2 separate regions of the Homo sapiens genome follow, and region 1 is linked to region 2. A link is an interaction called in ENCODE POLR2A ChIA-PET data of the cell type or tissue named here. Cell type or tissue: CD4-positive, alpha-beta T cell. All regions are shown on one strand. Each heading gives the region's core, and the rest is flanking DNA. Links, peaks and the distances in the headings are about the cores only. Region 1 overlaps LINC02513 (long intergenic non-protein coding RNA 2513). Region 2 has its middle 38 kb from the start of LINC02513.

Region 1 (8,319 bases), core at 1,908-6,907, 57 kb before region 2:
TCTCCCACTGCTGCAGATCTCACCAGATTGCCAAAGAGGGCCCTCTTTCTACCCCTCCAGGCCTGGGATTACAGCAGCTTTCTGCTGCTGATACTGCCTTGGTGTTTCTCTACCCTTTGACTGGTCCCTTCTTCCTCCCCACACCTCCACAAATAGTGCTTTCCATGAACTCTCTTCAATTACTCCTTGGAGAGAGCTGTCTTTCTCTCACTGGTTCCTGATTGATTCAACCAGAACCTGAAGAACTTATGTAGCATCTTTTTTAAAAACAAACAAACAAACAAAAACCTTTATTATAGTTTCTACTTTGGAGTCAGGCAGACCTAGTTATGGACCCTAGTTTGATCACTTACCAGTTTGTGTGATCTCAGACAAGTAACTTAGCCCCTTACTATGAGTGAGCCATAGTTTACTCACTCAAAATAAAAGATAATGGTTTGTGAAGATTTTTAAAAAAAGAATATGCAAACTGCCTAGACCAGTGTTTGGTACATAATAGGTAATTCATAGAATTGAAAATGGGAAATGATGTCATGGAAATATGTCTGATATGGTTTGGCTGTATCCCCACCCAAATCTCATCTTGAATTCTCATGTGTTGTTGGAGGAGCCCAGTGGGAGGTAATTGAATCATGGGGGCAGGTCTTTCCCCTGGTGTTCTCCTGATAGTAAGTCTCACAAGAGCTGATAGTTATTATAAGAGGGAGTTTTCCTGCACAAGCTTTTTTTGCTTGCTGCCATCCATGTAAGATGTGACTAGCTCCTCCTTGCCTTCCACCATGATTGTAAGGCTTCCCCAGCCATGTGGAACTGTAAGTCCAATTAAACCTCTTTCTTTTGTAAATTGCCCAGTCTTGGGTATGTCTTTATCAGCAGCGTGAAAATGGACTAATACAATGTCAAACAATAAATTATTAAATTAGTTTAAATTAATCTATACATTGCGTATTGAGCTGACAGACATTTTTAAATCCCAGTGTTGATAGTGATGTAACAAAAAGGCACACAATATAAGTGAATGCAGAAAATCTGGTAAAACCTTTATGAACGGCATTTTATCTATAGGTCCGTAAAGCCTATAAAATGTGCATTCCCTTTAATCCAGCAATTCACAGCAATTTTAGGAATTTATCCTAAGGAAATAATCAGATAAAGATGCATCTACAAACATGTTCACACTATTACTGTTTACCATGGTTAAAAATGGAAAATAACAAATATTTGACAATAGGGAATGGCTAGATAAACCTTGGAACATCCATGCAATGATAAGTAGATGAATAATTGTTATAGAAAAATGGCCATAGCACATTGGTAAGTAAAATAATCAGTTACAAAACTATTTCTGGAGCGTTACTCCAAATTTTTGTAAAACAATAAAAAAGAGGAAAAATTGAAGGAATATATGTTGAAATATTGATTTTAGTTATTTCTGGATGGTAGGATTACAGATGCTATTTTCCCCCATTGTTATTATTTTTCCTGTATTTTCTAACTTTTTAAAATAATGAACTTTGTAAAGATAAGATTGTCCTTGGCTGTAAGTAACAAAAATTCAAACAATAGTGGTTCAGCAGCTCAACAATGCCAAGACCAATGTCTGAAATGTTTATGGCTTTTCCTTCATGGCCTTCATGTGGTCATTGTACCCACCAGTTATCACACATTCATTCAAAGAGAGAGGAAAGGAACAGGAAGGACTGTCTCAGGAAAACACAAACGAGAACGCCATCACAGATTTAACATTAACTGGCCAGATTTGTGTCACATGGCCATCCCCAGCTGGAAAGTGGAAGGAGGGATGGGGATGTGTGTGTTAGGAATTGGGGCTGAGTCAGCCACTTTGCAATGTCTGCTATAAAGAGGTATTGCTGGGAGGCTGAGGCAGGAGAATCACTTGAACCCGGGAGGTGGAGGTTGCAGTGAGCCGAGATCGTGCCACTGCACTCCAACTTGGGTGACAGAGTGAGACTTTGTCAAAAAAAAGAAAAAAAAAGGTATTGCTTTGATAATTTTAAAAATTAGAGTTATTAAAATGTTAAAACAAGTTATTTCTTTTTTTCTTTGACTACTTGAATGCTCTCCGTCCTCCAGCCACCCTTCCACCCACTTAGGCTGCAACAGCCAGCAATTTCACATTCACTGAGCCAAGAGAGTGAGGAAGAATGAAGAAACCTGAGAGGAGTCTGCACCCTTTTAGGTGGTAGGAGTGGAGAGAGGGCAGTGTGCCAAAGGACTGGAAATCAGCTTGCTTATTCAGTCAACTTCATCTAGATCTCTCTGGTCTGAGGTTCTGGCAGTGAAAGCTTATCAGCAGAGGGTTTTGCAACTTCAGTACTTCTGGCCCTGCTGTTATTTTTTAGTCTGTGCAGAACTGGCCCTGGTATTTCATTTGGCTGCTTTGGTTTCAGCAGGCCTTCCAAATAAATAATACACCCATGAGACCTACTGAGGGAATGGACTAGATTGTCTGGGTTCAGTTCTTGGCTGTGCAGGTACCTGTTATGGTCCTTGGACCAGTTACTTAAGCTCTCTGTGTTTCTGCTTCCTCAAATGTAAGATGGGAATAATAAATAATACTATATATTTCATAGGGTTGTTATAAAAGATTGGATGAGTCGGTATTTGCCAAGTGCTTAGAATATGCCTATCACATAGTAAGCATTATACAAGTATTTGTTTAAAAAATAAATAAATATGAGAAAGGCAGAAACAGCCATAAGCTCTCTGGGTCCCATTTGTTTGAGGTTACAACTTACTTGGCATAAAGCTGAGGCATCTAAAGCTACAAAGTGGGTCAAATTTTCTTTTGTTCCATGCTGGCTGAACCACGTGGTCCCAGAAGTAGGAAGGAAAGAGAAGGCTTAGGAAGCTAAGAGCCATGAAACACCTGCTGAGTGGCAGGACTTCCTCATGGCTTTCTGTGTAGCAACTCAGTTAAGTCTAATCAGGCAGGTGCTATCACTGCCCTCATTTTACAGATGGGGAAACTGAGGCTCAGAGAGGTGAAGTAACTTGGCCACAGTCACATGCTATGAGTGGTGAAGCTGAGGTTGAACCCCAGCAATGTGTGACTTTCAAGTGTGGATATTCCACATTAAGAATGATATTTACATGGGAGACTTCACTTTACGTGGTTTTAAAAGGTTAAAGTGTACATCAATCTCTAGTTTAAAGATACTGAGGGCGCTTTTATTTAACATGTCCTAGTAGCAAATTTTCCTGTAAAATGTTTAACTTCTCTCTGTTTAGTTTGGCAAGTTTGAATTTTTACATGTTGTGTTTTCTTACAGTATAGTGCATCTCTATTGTTCAAAAAAATAAATTTCAGGCCTGGAACTTAGTTAAATTCTGAGGTTTTGTGGGTTGTCCTTTAAAAAAATTTTTTTTACTTCTTTTCTTCCTTTCTTTCTTTGTTCCTGCCTGCCTCCCTGCCTTACTTTTTCCTTCCTTCCTTCTTTCCTTTCTTTTCTTCTTCCTATTCCTCCTCCTCCCCTCCCTCCCTTCCTTTCTCTCCCTCCCTCCCTCCCTTCTTTCCTTCCTTCCTTGCTTCCTTCCTTCCTTCCTTCCTTCTTTCCTTCCTTGCTTAAGTCAGGAATACATGATCTAAAGATCTCTCTGTGTCCTTCTAAAATAGCTGAAGCTCAAAGCCAGTAATTACTAGCAAAAAAATGACCATTTTTGTTGCCAATTCTGAGCACATTATCTTGAAGCTCAAAGCCTGGCCTAAAACAACTGAAATTATAAATAATTAACATCATGAATATCTCACAGGTCCAAATTCCTCCACGAGTAACCGCAGAATTCCTTTCTGTTCTCTGATCTGTCAATGCTACCTTTGCAAATGCCAGTTCCAAAGACATAGAAGCAAATATTGCTCAATGTTTTTATTAATGACTATGATCATGTTCAAGCAAATTGTGCATGTTCAAGGCACATTCCCTGTTCTCTCTCTTTAAGAAAAAAAATCACTAAGCCCCACCCTACCCCACCCTTAGCTTTGAAAGGTCTGAAGTCAGTGGTGCCTGAGATAGAGCCAAGATAAAACGAATTGAAAACAAAATGAGCTTTTTTTTTTTTTTTGAAACTTTTGTTTCCAGCTTATAGACACTCCCACCTCAAGTTGCAGAATCCTAGGGATCTGACCCAGTGTCACCTTCAGCCCCAATGGGGCCTTTAGGCCTGTCCTATGTAGGCTGAGGCCCCTCCCAGGTCAGTCCCTACCCCCATTGGAGGCGAATTAACTCTTTCAGGGGAAGACTTGTGCTGGCTTCCAACAACCCAATCTTCCTACTCTGGAGGCTAATCTTTTCCCCTTTTATGCTTTTGCCTTCATAATAGTCCTCATTCTTCTTCCAGAGGGTTAGAGGGTGAAAATAGCCAAGAAGCAGTTGCAAGAAGGCTCTGAAGTTCACATCTTGTGGGTAGGGCCGGCAGTAGGCAGGAGAGACCTGGGAGAGAGATTAGGTGAAACATTAGCCACAACCTTTTGGATTCAGTCCAGTGTCTTTCAATTATTTCTTGATGTGCTTTGGGTACTGGGCTTATTTGGCATGAGACAGGCATCCATTAGAAGATTTCACAATGATTTGCCATGTTACAGTTCTAAACATGCGAACTCATCACCAAAGAAAATTTATGTTTTTACCGCCTTTTCCTCCCACCTCTCCCTGGGGAGCTGCAGGAAAAAGCAATCCAAACGAATTAATCAAAATGACTAGGTTATGCTCTAAAAATAATAAACGTTGCCGTAGTCTGGATCTTTTTCAAGTTTGAGCTTATTTTGTGAGCTTGAATATCGATACGTCAAAGCGCATGTGCATGTATATATTTTTATTAGAGGGATGTGGACTATTGCATGAGGACAGGTAAGTTATTAAGATACACAAATGCAATTGCTCTCATAATACTAGACTGCATTTCAACTAAGTTAATTAAGCTACTTGGCCAATGAAGAGGCAAAGGGTAGGTGCCTTAATGATTCCTTAACTTGTCTCATAAGCCAGCCTTGCAAATTAGGATAGGCTACAGAACTTGAGCTCTGAAAACAAAGCAGGACAGAAACTGAGGTGCAGACTTAGAACAATAACAAAAAGGAAAAATGTCTCCTTGAGCTTCCCTTACCTACTGCATAAGACATTGCTAGACAAAAGCAAAAGGACTGGAAAAAGTTGAAAATTTATTCAAAAAAGTTAGTAAATAATAACAGAAAACAAGCAAACAAGAAACTGTTATTATCTTCATATTTTCAAAATATCTTCTAAGAGATCAGCTCCAAAAGAAAGTTTTAATATAAAAAGAAACCTGTAGCTGAATCCCGAGTTTTCAAGGCCTTCTTGTATTGTGAGAAGGCAATTAGATCAACATTAGGGCGAGGCCGAGAGGGAAAAATCTGTATTGGGAAAAAGGAAAGTGGTGATGATCAGGGTAGAGTCTCTTCTTATTTTAAATGATGCAGTTATCTGATTTTTAATTGACCTTTTTCCCTAATGTATACCCCAAATATCCTCAAGCAAGATGTTTAAAAATCCAGATCCAAACCATCCACAGCCCTTGATGATAATTTATCCATGTTAGGCAGGGTGACGAGGCCCCTGTGATTGTCAGAAAAAATTAGGAGCAAGGATTCCCCAGCTTTATTGTGCATGTCCTTTGTCTCTGGATCTGATCCCTGATGTTATTGGGCTGAATCACAAGGTTATTTCCCACCTAAGAAATCTCATCTGGCTTGAGAATGCTCCTTAGATAATTTCAGCGTCTTTATTCTCCAGAGAAGGTTGATTTCAGTGTTACTAACCCCATCCTACTTTAGCCAGCCTCCATTAATCATGGCTGGCAGGAGAGACTAGAGGGTCATGGGTAATTGAATTCCAGCCAACCTTCAAACCTAATTCAAGTCAACCCTTTGACCTCTTTGCTGACCAAATCTGCTGCCAGAGCTAGTAAATAAATATTGCTTTTTAATTAGACGAAGCCTTTTTCGAGAGCCTACTATGTGTTAGCTTTGTGAGAGAGGCAACCATTATCTCACTTCATTCATTCATTCTGTCCACACTTCCATTGGAACCCAGACACAAGGAATTAACAGATAGTGGAGAGGAGTATAAAGGTCAACTTGGGGTCAGCCCAGTGGGAAAATATGTGCTTTGCAGACACCCTGACTTCCTATCTTTGAAAGAAGATAGATCTTTAGCATTGACAGAAAGGCTGAAGTCCTTTCTGCACAGGAAAATGAAATGATAAACATTTTCCCTTCTCTCGTGAAGCCATGTAGGATCTTCCGACTCCAAAGACTTCTATTCAAGTCCTCCTGCCACCATATTTGACATGGAATGTCGGGTAGGTGATTTTACCTTTGTAGGCCTCAGGGCCCTCACCTGTGACATGGAACAGGGTGTGCACCACTAACCTGGCAAGGTCATTGTGATACAATGTGTAGGGAAGCTCCTTGTAAACTGCTAGGCTCCAACCACACAGGAGATTGCTGCCAATGGCTCTTGCACACTCTCTGTTAAAGATGCCACCCAGCAATGAGACCAGTCAAAGACAGGGCTGGGGAACAGACACCTAGACAGAGAGTACACACTCATTTTAAATAATGAAATTTTAGCTGGATTTTCTCATGAAATTTGCTTCTTTTGTTTTGCTTGGTCTCTGGGTCACCACCATGCCTAAGTATACACATGATCTGGATTTTTTCTTTTTTCTTCCTTTTTTTTTTTTGGCCAGAATTCTTTTGTGGCATTTAGAAGTCTCCAGAAAACATGAAACTTACTTTTCCCTTTCAGAGGAGGCCACCTTTTCACCTATTTCTCATCCTCAGACAATTAGAAACCAGCTCACCAAGGACTAGCAGTGTTCCACTATCACCAACCCTCAAATTTCATAATAAAGCTAGCACTGAGTTGCTACAATTAATATTCTCAGCAGCAATGCTTTTGGGGGGAAATGATGAGTCAAGGATGTGCAGAGGTTTGCTTAGGAAAAAACCAAATGTGCTTGAATAATTTACTCTGTCATTTTAATTCCAAAATGATATGAGGCCCCTAAGGCTTAGCAAGCAACCGGAGGACCTGAGCAGCCTGGAGAGGCTGTGTTTAAGTGGTAATGTTAATGGAATTATCCGTTGCTGCTGGAGCACTGTCTGCTGTCGAGAGATAATTACCCAGGCAAAGATGAGGTATCATTGAAGATAAACGCTGAAGCAGGGACCTCAATGTTTATTTTCCATGCTAGGGCGTAATCTCCTCCGTTGTTTAACTTCATTAGCATCCCTGCTAACCCCGGGCCACACAATTTCACTTAAAAGAAAGAAATTAAATAACCCGAACATACATGTAATTGTAAACAAAGTGGCAGAAGATGTGGGTTGGGCTGCTTTTGCTGCTACAGTCAGTGGCAAACAAGCCTTCTCTTTTACCCTATCCTTCTCCCTGTGCAGTGAAAATGAGAGCAATGTTTGTTGAGTGCTCACTGTGGGCCATATCTTGTGTTAAGCATTTTATATATGTTGTCCTATTTAATCTCCACACATAACAATTCCAGGAGATGAGTACTAGCAGAGGAAACTGCGTGTCAGAAATGTTAAGTGACTTGTCCAAGGTCACTAGACTAGTGAGCCATTGAGTGAGGGTTTCAACCCTGGCAGACAGGTCCCAGCTATTCACAGAAAATCACTGGACCACGCATATTCCACATGGAACTTCAGCTTGGTCTTCTTGATTTTACAGCAGAGTCCAGGCGATTTTATCACCACTACAGCTGCCACTGCTAACTTTATTGGAAGGACTGCCAAATCTCCCATCCAGTACTTGAATCCTTGGTCCAGTTCTGTGTTTCTGTTTTATTGAGAAAGAATTTGCATTCAACCCCATGTGGTCAAGACCGAGCTTTTTAACTCATCCCCGAAGGCCTTCGCATTGGCCAAGTTCCCGGCCTTCTTTGGCCAATCTGTAAGCAATCACTGTCTCCTCACCCCAGGCTCTTTCACCCAAAACTTATTATTATGAAAATTACATGCAGAAAACCTGAAAGAATATTTCAGTGCACAGCTGTCTAGCCTCTACCAGATTCAACAATTGTTAACATTTGCCATGTTTAACTTACAAACCAATCTTTCTATTTTTCTTTCTGAACCATTTGAAAGTTGGTTTCAGAAATCATGACACTTCAGCCCTAAAAGCTTCCCCGTGCATCTCTGAAGATTGTAGGACATTTCCTGCATGACCACATTAGCATTATCAGAGCTGAGAAAATTAACAATAATTCCCTTGCTATTATCAATTATCCAATTCATAATCATAGTCATTTCTTAACTGT
Region 2 (8,319 bases), core at 1,676-6,675:
GCGGGGAGGTTATGATGCTGACCAGCTGCTCTCAGGGCCTTGAGAGACTTAAGATGACCTTCCCCTCCTCTTTGCTGGTCGCTTCTGCTTGTCTCAGTGCCAGGAGCAGTGTGGCTGTAAGGATTACTGATTTAAATGGATGGAATGAAACAGTGGAACAAACTGGCTACCGGTGGAAATACCACCAAGTATCAATTTGTTGCTGATCCATGTTGAATAGAAAAGCCTTTAGTAAGCCACTTTATCTTTAATATTTCCCTATAGTTGGAAATATGAACTAGAAAACTCTGGTTCCAAGGGCTTTAGATTATATATGTTTATATATGTTTATTTCTTTTTTATGAATCCATGTTTATATATTTATATGAATGCATCATTTAGCAATCATATTTAGAACAAAATGTTATTATACTATACTACATAAAACCTTTAAGGTGAAACTAATCCAGAATGCCCCAGTGTTTTCCAAATAAAATATTTAATTTAATTCAACTCAGGATTCTAACAATATGCAAAAGTTCTGTGCCTCACATCAAGTATGTTCTACTGAAATGTTTGTATTCAATTCAAAAATGTGCAGCAGGCCAGGCACGGTAGCTCACACCTGTAATCCTAGCACTTTGGGAGGCCAAAGCGGGCGGATCACCTGAGGTCAGGAGTTCAAGACCAGCCTGGCGAACATGGCAAAACCCTGTCTCTAATAAAAATACAAACATTAGCCGGGTATGGTGGCACATGCCTGTAATCCCAGCTTCTTGAGAGGCTGAGGCAGGAGAATCACTTGTACCCAGGAGGCAGAGGTTGCAGTGAGCCGAGATCATGCCATTGCACTCCAGCCTGGGCTACAGAGTGAGACTCCATTTAAAAAAAAAAAAAAGTGCAGCAAAGAGGGGCAGGGACCCATGGGACACTGTGCAAAATACTCTGGACTGGCTTACTAGCTGTAGAGTTTGAGAGAGGTGATTCCCAAACTGTAACTCTTTACCTTTGAGTTACGGTTTCTGTACCTGTAAAATGAGGGTGCTGAATCAGTAGACTTCTAAGTCCCTTTCCAGTGCTCTAACAGAGCTGATATGCTGGGCTTCTAGGAATCCATGCATCACCCATGGTAATTACCAGGAGCTTAAGGGCCCAGACTCTTGCCTCTTTCTCTATTCCAGATCTCTAAGTATGTGCTGTGATTATGGGAGTGTTTGCGTCCACAACTCCAGGCAAACACACATGTTCCAAGGCCTAACAATAGTGAGACACAAGGGAGGGACAGGAGCCAGAGAGGAAGAAGGTGGTTCTGGTATTGAAGGCAGGACCAAACATCATGCAATAGACAAACAGCACCATAGAGAAGCAATCCTGAACACTTCCAGCCAGGGCTGGAAGAGCCTCCCTTGGGACAGACTCTAACGCTGCCATCCCTTAGTAAGGACCACTTTAGTCTGCTCTCACTAAGAGTAACCAGTCCCTTTAATCCTCCACACTTCTGAGTCAGGAATAGAAGAGCCCCTAGGGTTCAGAACTGGATCTCAAAACTCCAGCAGCAAAACACATACAGCCTTATAACAGCTTATAGCATTAGAGTTATTCCTTTCTTTAACTGGCCCCTGCTGAGCATCTTTCTACTACCAGGAAGGTTTTGGAGACAGAGGCATGAAAAGAACATAGTCCCTGCCCCCAAGAATATCCAAGTTCAGTAGCAAGAGCCTTACATACAACCATTAACTAGTTTCTCAATTCCAGAGTATTTATAATCCATAGAGTCATCAGAGACATGATCATGCAATACCTACGATGATGTTTTCTTTGATCTTGCCTCCTGGGCTAGTTAGCAAGTAGCTGTCATTCAGTTCGAAGTCTACCTTCTCGACTCTGTTTTATGATGCAAACCATCTTTCTGCTTTGCTAGCTGAAACTATGTCGGGCGCTGCCAACAGAATGGCTACAGGTAGGCTGTGAGGCTGAAGAAGGAAGCAGAGACTTACTCTTTCCTGTCCGCGTCCTAGTCCTGTGAGTGTCACCCAACACCGCTTCTTCACTCTGGCAGTGGCAGTTCCTTCCCATTGCAGTGGAAGAATCCAGGTGACAGTTCTCCCAAACACTTCAGAACCAGCTTGGTTGCACTGCCCTCCAAAATGTGGACACCAGGCTTCTCAGAGTCTGAGCCTCAGACTCCTTTGAGCTCAGAGACATCAGCACTAGCAAGCGGCATCCACTCTTCAGAGGCCCAAGCTCCAGCTCCATAGGGCCCACCCTCTACATTCTAAGTTTTCATCATTGCAGCTTCTCCCTTTTTACTTCCTCAGCCTTAGGGGTAGTAGCTGCTTCCTGCAGTTGTTATCTTCTTGACACCTTAAGAGCTCTCTTTATACTCTTTCAGTTACCTAGTGAGCAGCTTAAAATAAGGGGTCTGGTTTCTGTCTCCCGATAAGACCCTGACTGATAAACATCCCTGGCTAAATGGAGAGGTGGCATAGAGTAGTGGAAAACAGAATGAGCTTTGGAGTCATCCACACCCAGATGTGAATTCTGACTCTTATGATCTGCTAGGTCTTTGACTTTGAAAGCTACCTAATTTATTTGAGTCTTAATTTGCTGGGAATAAAGATGGGTTTTCCAGCTGTTGTGACGGTAGCTGAAGTGCTTGGCACACATGACCTGCTCAGTGAATAGTAACCATTTATAATTACCAGATTGCTATCTTCTAAGGCCCAGGCCTAGTTCTTATGTGTCTATCATTCCCAGCAGGGCATATCATAAATTTATTTATACAATATATGCTTAATAAGGATCTGTTGAATAGAAAAAGTGCTTAAGAACATTGTGGCACACCGGAGTCATTAACTTTTACTGATCTAACATGAAACCCTCCATAGTGGTCAGGTTTTTTCCTATAAGTTATGGTTTAAAAATCTTTTTTAAGCCATTATTTTAAAATGAGGAGCAACGAGTTTACCTGCGTGATAAGAAAAGAAAATCTGTGTCATTCATTCTGCTTCCTGCCTGGCAAACCTTCTGGGAGACTGCATGATAATATGTGGGAATGCACTATCTTTTCCAAAAAGAAGTGAAATCTGGCAGGTGCATGATATACTTGTGACTCTTTCCAGCTATAAAGCAGACACTGGTTTTGTTTTTTTTTTTTTTTTTTATGGAACATTTCATAAAGAGAAAGGATTTTGCCTACTCTGAGACAGTGACATCTCTTCTGAGTGCTGAATTCAGGATTGTAATGTAAATCCTGAAAATGAACAAGGTCCCACAGGAGCATCCTGGGCCTTCACAAGTCAGTGTGGATAAAAGTTGTTCTAACTCGAAGTGTGAGAACAAAGCATCTATTCTTTCAAGTACAACAGACAGACAGACAGACACTCAAGCTGGATAACGGCTGTGTACACAGGAGAAGGAGGAAGAGGAGGAGGAAGTCAGCAGTGCCTCCTTGTTGCACATTTAGGGTTATGTGGGGTTGGGCCTGATAAAGGCATTTGTGTCTGAGGCTGGAAGGTGTACGGTCCAAGCCAAGACTTTTCCAGTCTGAAAGGTCTGAATGGGGATGTGGAGGAACTCAGTTCATTCTAGAGCATTTCCTTTGCACAAAAACCTGAAACTTCTATAAAGAGAAAAACAGCTGCACAAGATCCTAAATCATTCATTTCTTTGGCAAACAAACCCTGAATCATGCAACTAACCAGGGAGGCAGTTTCAAGAGAACCGGAGCTCATGATCGTCTTCAGGTGGCTTTGTTAGCTTCAAAGTAGCTGTTCATTTCCTTGCAGAAGGGTGGTGGCTCCTAGACACAGGCAAAAAGACTGGTGGTTTGATAGAAGAGCCTGAGAACAAATCATTCTGTTTTCAAAAGTTCTTGTCTCCATGCTTATTTGTTTTGGTGTCCCCATGCCACGTCTTCCGAGAAGGCTTTTCCGAATGCACTCTCTTTTTCTAGTTCAGGTGAAGACTTTTTTGCTGGGTATCATTTAAAACACTGAATCCCATTACTGGCTGGGTGCAGGCACTGTGTCTGCTCTCTTACAGAAATACACACATGGGTTCTCAGCCTTTTGGCTAAGATCAAGTATAGAAACACACACACACACACACACACACACACACACACACACACACACACAGAGACACATGCACCCTGCAAGAAAGCAAGAGAGAGAAGAAAAGAGAAACCAAGAGGGTGAAAGGAATGGGAGGAGGGAGGAAGGAAGAAGAGGGAGGAAAAAGAAGGAGGGAGGAAAAGGAAGGAAGGAAGGAAGGAAGGAAGGAAGGAAGGAAAAGAGGAAGGCCAGGATGGAGAAAAAGAGGGAGAGAGGGTGGGAGAGAGAAAATCACTCAGAAACAAAAATGTGTCTGGTTATAAGAGAGCCGGCCTTCTGCAGAGACCACTGTACTATATGGACTAAGACTGATTTCTTTGGTTCATTATTCTCCTGGCTGGAGAGGAAGTGCCAGAATTATCTGCAGAAAGCATCTGGGGAAATAAGAAGTCTTCTGTAACCTGAGAAGAGAAAAGGCTTTGACATTCCTCAGGCTGGGGTGTGTCTTTCGCCTATGCTATGCTAATTAGCTTCATGATGGAGGTTTTCTATAGGCCTGGATGCTGGACTGGTGCTGGTTCACTTAGGACATCAGATAGAGGCTGCAGCATGCAGTGAGCCAGCTCCAGGGTGGACCCACTGGCTGGCATGAGATGGCAGGGAGAGGAGGCCCAGGTACTAGCCTAGATCAAAGCCAAACATCACAAAAGCTGAGCTAGTGGAACCATCTGTTGATGAATACTCCTCACCCTGGGCAAGTTTAAGAACAACTGGATGAAGGCCAGGAGAGGCACCGAGGCCTGTGTGCCCTTTAAGGTGAGCCTGCGCATCCTCTACAGCCTTGGCCGGGCCTTCATGATTTCAGGACACTAAATCTGTGCTCTCTAAGCCCCGCCATTTCATTACATTGTGGTTTCTGTTTCTCCTTGGTTTCCTAGTCACACTTATTTTGGAAAATGTTAACACTTTCTCAGTTGAATTAAGGTATAAAGGGTATGTCTACATCTTAGTTAGGAAAAATAAAAACACTCCCCCTGCACCCAATAAAAAACCCATGAATATCAATTCAATACTTGCACTCTGTGTCTAAGGTGTAGGGGTGAGGACCGAACATCTTTAGAGCCAGATAAACACACTTCAGTCCCAGCTCCTCCATTAACAGCTTGTGTGACCTTCGATAAGTTAACCTCTCTGAGACTCAATTTCCTTATCTATAAAGTGAGGATACTTGTATCCAACTCATAGGATTGTATGATAATAAAGATCAAATAAGTTAATAGATTTGTGGCAGGAACTGCTCCATGTCTACCTAAATATGTATTCTCTCTTTCTTTTCTAGTAATGGATTTTGACCTGGGCACATGGCAGCCTGAAATAAAGACTATATTTCTAAGTATTCTTGCAGCTAGTTGTTCTGTTTAACTACATTCTGGCCAGTGACTTATAAATGGAAATGCTGTGATCAGCTTCTAGGGAAGGCCCTTAAATTGAGAAAGCAATGGTGTTTGACCTGCTTCCTTTTCCTGCTGGTTGGAGAACAGAAGTGATAGCTGGAGCTCAAGCAGCCATCTTGGTCCAAGAGGCAGCAGAATAAAGATGGTAGAAGACTAAGAAGAAAGGAGGCAGGGCCTCTCTGAAGCTTCATGAAGCCATCATACAGCCCTTACACTGCTGACCTGTGGATTTCTTTTAAGAGAGGAATGAACTAACCTTTACAAAAATCCATTTTGAGAGAATTTCCTGTTATTTACTGTTGAACTTAAATCTCACTGGAGCCATATGACATGTAGAGTATATAGCACAGTGCAAGTCAAATTCCATTATTATTTTCCTGCTTTTTAGAAAATACATATCAAAGATATCAAAAATACAGACATAAAGCAGAAGGACCAAGAAGGCCAAAGAAGAGATATTGGCCACCCCTTCCTGGTTTCGGTACCACCCCCAGGGCCATGTGAGTGGGAGAAGAAATATGGTCCTTGCCAGGCAGTGGCTACAGGCAGCATGGGCAGGATGGGACACTTTGCCTCCTGGCCTCACTTTATTCCCTCTGCTAAGCCTCTGCTGCAAGGAGGAGTACGATCTGGAGAAGTGAAAAAAAGGACAAAAAGAGCTCCCAAGAAACACATAAACTTGGACACAGGTAGAACTGGGTTTGCCTTTTGGCTTTTCCACCTACTTGCTGTGTGACTTTGGGCTACTTACCAAACCTCTCTGAGCCGCAACCTCCTCATGTTACAATGAAACACGAGATAATACTGATCCCTTAATGTTGTTGCTATACTTAAACAAGAAAATGTCAGTCAAGGGCTGAACAGAGTGCCTGACACCTTATAAGTACTTAAGAAATGAAACCTGAACTTCATCTTTTACTATTTCCAACCCTCACCCAGGCTTGACTCTGATCCCTGTGCTAATTACCGCCAGCATGGATGGTTTTCTTTCCCAGAGCTGTGCCTTTTGCTCAGTAGGTTTCTATCTAAAGAGCTCCATCAATCCTTTCGGTCTTTCCTTATCTCCTGCAAACTTTGAGGGCAGCTTTAGGCCCTCTTTGACTGCAAGCCCTGGGTGATCTCTCTCCCTCTCCTCTGAACAGCACCAGCATTTGATGTCCAACCACTCATTAACATTTACTGCCTTGTATTGGTATTTAATGTTGAGGTGCATGTGTTGACTTGCCAGCCGTACAGCATACTCTGCAACGGTGTGGATCATGGCTTTTCCACCTTTACATCTCCTCAGCCCTTAACTCAATGCTATGTTCAGAACTCAATGAATACTTGCTGAACAAGTAAACCAAATCCAATTATTCAGAACCCCCCTAGCTAATTTATTTTTCAGAATCCTTTTTGAACCTGTGTGTCTATTGCCTTTTTATGTTCCTCAGAGTTCAAAGCACCTTGATGATGTCGCCTTCCTGTAATATCATGAGGTGCTCAGTTAACTTTGCACAGCAACAAACCTAGTTCAGCCAGCACAGATTGCTTTGCTGGCCTTGGTCAGTCATTGGGCACACAGGGAAAAGGTGAGGGAGGACCCAACTTAGAAGAAATCCATTCCTCCAACCAAGAAAACAATTAACAAAATATTTTGAGTGGTAAGTCGATATCACTATTTGAAATTTGGGAGTACATTTTATTTGTCTTTTGAAAGAGGTGAGAGGTGAAGCCAGCTGGACTTTCTGGGTCAAGTGAGGACTTGGAGAACTTTTCTGTCTACCTAAAGGATTGTAAATGCACCAATAAGCACTCTGTAAAAATGCACCAATCAGCGCTCTGTGTCTAGCTAAAGAATTGTAAACGCACCAATCAGCACTCTGTAAAATGGACCAATCAGCACCCTGTAAAGTGGACCAATCAGCAGGATGTGGGTGGGGACAAATAATGGAATAAAAGCTGGCCCCCCCCAGCCAGCAGTGGCAACCTGCTTGGGTCCCCTTCTGAGAGGTGACAGTGTGCTGGCAGCCCTCGCTTACTCTCGGCTCCTCCTTGGCCTCGGTGCCCACTCTGGCCATGCTTGAGGAGCCCTTCAGCCCTGCGCTGCACTATTGGAGCTCCTCTCTGGGCTGGCCGAGGTCGGAGGCGGCTCCCTCTGTTTGCAGGGAGGTGTGGAGGGAGAGGCACGGGCGGGAACCGAGGCTGCGCGCGGCACTCATGGGCGAGTTCCAGGTGGGCATGGGCTCAGTGGCCCTGCACTCGGAGCGGCTGGCCGGTGCCACCGGCCCCAGGTGGTGAGGGGCTTAGCACCTGGGCCAGTAGCTGTGGAGGGTGCGCTGGGTTCCCCAGCAGTGCCGGCCCACTGGCGTTGTACTTGAATTCTTGCTGGGCCTCAGCTGCCTCCTTGTGGGGCAGGGCTCGGGACCTGCAGCCTGCCATACCCAAGCCTCCCCCCACCACTGTGGGCTCCTGCACGGCCCAAGCCTGCCCAACAAGCACCACCCCCTGCTCCGCAGCACCTGGTCGCATCAACCGCCCAAGGGCTGAGGAGTGCGGGCGCATGGCACAGGACTGGCAGGCTCCGCCTGCGGCCCTGGTGCAGGATCCACTAGGTGAAGCCAGCTGGGCTCCTGAGTCTAGTGGGGACTTGGAGAACCTTTATGTCTAGCAAAGGGCTTGTAGATACACCAATCAGCACTTTGTGTCTAGCTCAAGGTTTGTAAATGCAGCAATCAGCACTCTGTATCTAGCCAATCTGGTGGGGACTTGGAGAACCTTTATGTGTAGCTAAGGGATTGTAAATACACCAATCAGCACTCTGTGTCTAGCTCAAGATTTGTAAATGAACC

Evidence for each region. Peaks named below come from ENCODE experiments on the same cell type or tissue, not always from the same donor. Only the 100,000 strongest peaks of a DNase experiment are listed, where the experiment ranks them.
Region 1: POLR2A ChIA-PET joins it to region 2 with 5 read pairs; 8 of 35 experiments call an interaction of 5 or more read pairs at or near these places.

The regions. Positions count from the first base shown.
Region 1 is chr4:38,381,509-38,389,827 of GRCh38, reverse strand. It overlaps LINC02513 (long intergenic non-protein coding RNA 2513), which reads right to left. Exons shown (of 2, transcript NR_149123.1): 2 at 4,069-4,451. Among named protein-coding and RNA genes, the nearest start is that of LINC02513, 19 kb to the right of the region's middle. RefSeq lists an enhancer at 4,046-4,340. In CD4-positive, alpha-beta T cell, for the core only: no CTCF peak of the experiment used is centred there; no DNase peak of the experiment used is centred there.
Region 2 is chr4:38,324,620-38,332,938 of GRCh38, reverse strand. No RefSeq gene overlaps it. Among named protein-coding and RNA genes, the nearest start is that of LINC02513, 38 kb to the left of the region's middle. In CD4-positive, alpha-beta T cell, for the core only: no CTCF peak of the experiment used is centred there; a DNase peak (open chromatin) is centred at 3,758.